Linked DNA regions of Homo sapiens: region 2 is linked to region 1. Evidence: read pairs that join two places in POLR2A ChIA-PET (ENCODE). Cell type or tissue: HepG2. All regions are shown on one strand.

What was found. ChIA-PET counts read pairs that join two places held together with the same protein. Peaks named below come from ENCODE experiments on the same cell type or tissue, not always from the same donor. Only the 100,000 strongest peaks of a DNase experiment are listed, where the experiment ranks them.
Region 2: POLR2A ChIA-PET joins it to region 1 with 5 read pairs; 8 of 35 experiments call an interaction of 5 or more read pairs at or near these places.

Annotation. Positions count from the first base shown.
Region 1 is chr11:63,915,839-63,918,338 of GRCh38, forward strand. RCOR2 (REST corepressor 2) reads right to left here and starts at 1,326. Exons shown (of 12, transcript NM_173587.4): 1 at 492-1,326. The coding sequence starts at 618. RefSeq lists an enhancer at 403-1,066 and silencers at 1,158-1,277, 1,418-1,477, 2,155-2,204. In HepG2, a CTCF peak has its summit at 709 (motif pointing right); DNase peaks (open chromatin) are centred at 713, 1,353 and 2,083; H3K4me3 peaks cover 1,701 bases.
Region 2 is chr11:63,801,975-63,804,474 of GRCh38, forward strand. No RefSeq gene overlaps it. Among named protein-coding and RNA genes, the nearest start is that of SPINDOC, 10 kb to the right of the region's middle. In HepG2, no CTCF peak of the experiment used is centred here; no DNase peak of the experiment used is centred here.

The sequences.
Region 1 (2,500 bases):
GGACAAGGGGACAGTTTTAGAGCCCAGGCCAAGCAGGGTGCTTTGTTCCGGGGGAGGGGAGCGGGGTTGGAGGGCAGCCCCTAGACCTGGACCACAGCCCTGCAAGGAACCCAAGGCTCCTTCCCACCACAGGAGCCTCACAGCTCTGTGTGGAGGTGTCTCTCCAGTCCCTGCTCCAGCCAGACCTCAGTCCCCTGCAAGGTGGCAAGGTATGAGGGACCCACTCTATGCAAGGGAGGGATGCCTCGGTCCCTGAGGGGGTGAGGGCAGGGCAGGGGCCGGCAGGACGCCTCCACAGCAGCTAGGGGCCCAGGTTCCAGATTGGCTGTGCCGGCAGCCTGGGTTTGTGGGAGAAGCAACGCAGAGGCTCCAATCCAGGAGAGGCAGGAGCCATCAGTGTAACAGGCTCGTGGTCTGCAACTCTTCCCCCTCCCGCCCCACTCCGCTCCCCCCAGGCCGGCGCGCCTTTAACCCTAGGCCACCGGGCTCACCGTGCGAGTGCTCCTCCTCGCTGCTGTCATCCTCCGAGTGGGGCTGTCCGCCGTTGGGCACCGTCTTGGCCCGGCTACGGGACAGGATCCCAGAGCCCGCGCTCGGCTTCTCCATCACTGAGGGCATTACCCCGCCCAGCTGCCCCGGGGGGCGCAGGAGCCTTCGGAGAGCGACAGTGGTTGCCGCACTCGCTCCGAGTGCCGAGCCCGGCCCGGCCTGGAGAGGTCGCCACTGAGGTTAGGAGAGGCAGGAGGTCAGCGTGGCTAGGGTCCGGCGGGGTGGGAGCCCACCTGGTAGCCCCAGCGCTCTCCACGACCCCCACGAGCCAGGGCGTCAGAAAAGTTTGTGCAGAAGTGGGGGACGCAAGGGATGAGCGCAAGGTCCGGTGCGGCTGGGGCGTGATTACTATGTACGCCCCTCAGGGTTGGGGTTCCCCTGAAGTCGGGGCCCCCTGTCCTCGGGGCGCCCTGGAACCCCACCGCCCACCTGCCCACGCCGTTCAGCGGCTGGGCGCTGGAGCGCAATCTGCGCCCCCCGGGCTCTGCGCCTCTCAGCTGCGCCGGGGATGCCCCAGTCCCCGGGCGGGGACCCGTGTCCTAAGCAGACCCCTGCCCGCGACGGCAGCCGGCCGGGGCACCGGCGGCGGCGGCGGCGGCGACGGCGGCGGGACGGCGCGCACGGCGCGCGGCGCTGGGCAGAGTTGCCGGGAGGCGGGCGGAGCGCAGCCGCGGGTGCCGCCTCGCACCCTCCCCGGCGCGCTCGCTCTCCCCGCCGCGCTCGGGATGCCGCTTGCTCGCCCGCTCTCCGCCGCCGCTCGCTCCTCGCGCACACAATGAAGCTGCTGGCAGGGAAGTAGTGCCGGCTGCGGCCTCAGCACCCCTCCCCCAGCCGATGCCTCCGCCAGCTGAACATCTGGCCCTGGGGTGGGAGGGAGGGCCCGGGGGGCGGGGCCAGGGGGCCGGGGCCAGACCTCCAGGGGGTGGGATCAGGACCCTGGTGGGGCGCGCGTCCCGCTGCGGGGGCTCCCCTCGCGTCCCTGGGCTCCCAGACTTGCCCCTGGGGGAGACCCCACTGCCCCCCAGGAGTAGCCAGGGGTCAGCCCCACCCACGCGCACACCAACACCACACACCAGTGGGCTCGGGTTACTGCCGCCTGCCCCGGGGGCCCTGGGGCCGCCTGCCCGCCCGCCCGGGTGGAGCCCAGCTTTTCCTTCCATTTCCCTTCCTGCCAAGGAACTCCCCGCCCCCCCTTCCGCAGGGGGGACCCCCCTTATGCGCCCTTGGGGGCCAGAACGGATGGGAGGCTGGACAGGCAAGGAATGAATTCCTCCAAGAGCTACCCAGCCAGAGGCTGGCTTCTGGTGGATCTGTGGGTCCCCAAGGGTCGCCCCAATTCCCTTTAACTGCTGCAGTATGCACCCCTAAACAGTGGTAGCAAGGGCTGAGGGATGGGGAGTGGGAGGTGTAGGGGAAGGTCTGGGCTGCAGGGGAGAGAGGAGCTGGGTCTCCTCCCCACTGGGTTCACTGTCACCCCAGCTGGAAGCAGCATCCCCCTCCCCCCGGACAAGCACGGGCAGAGTGACAGACAGGGAAGCGGGTAGAGCGGCACAGACGGAGATGGGGGAGGGGGTGGGCAGAGACTTTCAAAGCCAGACCCAGCCACCCTGCCAGGCACACAAAGAGCCAGCGCACACACCGGCGGCGGCTCCGAGCCTGCGAGCTGCGCCCGTGCCCGTCCCCGCCGCCCGGGGCACGTGCTGCAGCGCACACAAGCTGAAGCCCCCGCCCGCCGCCCCTCCCACCCGGAGCCCCAGTCTCCTGGACACACCTCCACCCAGGCACACCCCGCTGTGCCCAGACTGAGCCGAGCCCGCACTCGCGCCCTCCTCTCCCTTCCCTTCCTGGTCCACTCTGTAATCAGATTCCTAAATTTAGAAGCAGCCTAGGGCCCAGCCAGGGATCCCTGCCCCCACCCGCTGCCTGCGGCCGAGTGGCCGGGGTGTTGCGG
Region 2 (2,500 bases), 110 kb before region 1:
AAATCTCAAATTCTGGGAAACCTCTCAATGCTGGGCAAACCGGGAGGTCTCCCTGGCACCACTCTTATCTCCATAAAATTTATTTATGTATTTATCTATTTATTTAATTAATTTTTGAGATGGCTCTCTCTGTCGCTCAGGCTGGAATGCAGTGTCTCGATCTCGGCTTACTGCAACTTCCGCCTCCTGGGTTCAAGCAGTGACTCTCCTACCTCAGCCTCCTGAGTAGCTGGGATTACAGGTGCCCGCCACCATGCCCAGCTGATTTTTTTTACTTTTAGTAAAGACAGGGTTTCACCATGTTCAACACGCTGGTCTCGACCTCCTGACCTCAGGTGATCCGCCCACCTCGGTCTCCCAAAGTGCTGGGATTACGGGCATGAGCCACCACGCCAGGCCCATACCTTTTTTTTTTTTTTTTTTTTTGAGACGGAGTCTCACTCTATCACCCAAGCTGGAGTGCAGTGGTGTGATCTCAGCTCACTGCAACCTCTGCCTTCAGGGTTTTAAGCATTTCTCTCTGCCTCAGCCACCCGAGTAGCTGGGATTACAGGTGCTCACCACCACGCCCGGCTAATTTTTGTATTTTTAGTAAAGACAGGGTTTCACCATGTTGGCCAGGCTGGTCTTAAACTCCTGACCTCAGGTGATCCACCCACCTAGGCCTCCCAAAGTGCTGGGATTCCAGGTGTGAGCCACTGCACCCGGCCTGCCAGGCCCATAAAATTAAAAAAAAAAAAGGGGGCGGGGGGGATTTGGGGAGAGAATGCAGTGTCTGGAGTATTAGTCAGCTTTTTGTTGTGGCAATGTTGTGTAACCAACAACCCTGGAACTTAGTCATTTACGGCAGCAAACATTTCTTTCTTATAGGTCTGTAGGTCAACTGTGGCTGCACTAGGCTAGCTGGGCTCAACTGTACTTGGCCCAGCTGTACTGTGAGTTAGGTTCCAGTCTACTCCAGGTGTCTCTCATTCCAGGACCCAAGCTGAAGAAGCAGCATATCCCTAGGGCATGCTCTTCTCAGATGGATGGCACACGCAATAGAAACCAAGCACACACCATACAATTACTACAACGCCTCAGCTAAGATTACTGCTTACTTCATGTCTGTTCACGCCCCATTGGCCAAGGCAAGTCACATGGTCACGTCCACAGTCACAAGGGTGGGGAAACATTCACTGTCTCATTTGAGGCACTGAAAAGCAAGGTAATGGGGCTGGACATATAATCTAATTATAGGAGGGGGTGGGATAGCTGGAAACAATAAGCCAACCAACTCAGAACAAATGCTTGCCATTCTTGCTCTACGAGACCTTTAGGGAGCAGGTCAAGAAGGATTCATCAGGCCAGGCATGGTGACTCACGCTTGTAATCCTAGCACTTTGGGAAGCCGAGGTGGGAGGATCACTTGAGCTCAGCAGTTCAAGTGGCAGAACATGGCAGAACCCTGCCTCTACCAAAAAAATATAAAAATTAGCTGGACGTGGTGGGATGTGCCTGTAGTCCCAGCTACTAAGGGGGCTAAGGTGGGAGAACTGCTTGAGCCCAGGAGGTTGAGGCTGCAGTGAGCCATGTTCGTGCCACTGTACTCCAGCCTGAGTGACAGAGTGAGATAAACACACATAAAAAGATAAGAATCGATCTATTTTGTCTAATTCTGCTGCATTAGCATCTTGTGTTTTTTTGGTTTTGGGGGGTATTTTTGAGATGGAGTTTTGCTCTTGTTGCCCAGGCTGGAGTGCAGTGGCACGATCTCGGCTCACCGCAACCTCCACCTCCTGGGTTCAAGCAATTCTCCTGCCTCAGCCTTCTGAGTACCTGGGATTATAGGCACGCGCCACCATGCCCAGCTAATTCTTTGTATTTTTAGTAGAGACGGGGTTTCATCATGTTGGCTGGGCTGGTCTCAAACTCCTGACCTCAGGTGATCCACCCGCCTCGGGCCTCCCGAAGTGCAGGGATTACAGGCGTGATAGGGTCTTTTTTTCTTTTTTCCGAGACGGAGTCTCGCTTTGTCGCCCAGGCTGGAGTGCAGTGGCACAATCTTGGCTAACTGCAACCTCTGCCTCCCAGGTTCGAGCGATTCTTCTGCCTCAGCCTCCCAAGTAGCTGGGATTACAGGCACCCACCACCACACCAGGTTAATTTTTGTATTTTTAGTAGAGACAGGGTTTCACCATGTTGGCCAGGCTGCTCTCGAACTCCTGACCTCAAGTGATCCGCCCATCTTGACTTCCCAAAGTGCTGGATCATGCCTGGCCAGGTCTTTTCTTAAAAAATAGAAATGGCATTTTAAATTCTGATTATAAAAGCAAAAATATCAGACAATACAGGATACTTTAACAAAAAAGTAGGAACAGCTTCCAGGAATAATTCTATGCCCGCCAATCTGACTCACCTCATTTTATTACACCAACGTGCAGGGCAGAAAGTCATTTGGTGATACGAGGATGTAAACAGTGCCTAGCATTGAACACACACGTGGACAGAGGAGGAGAAA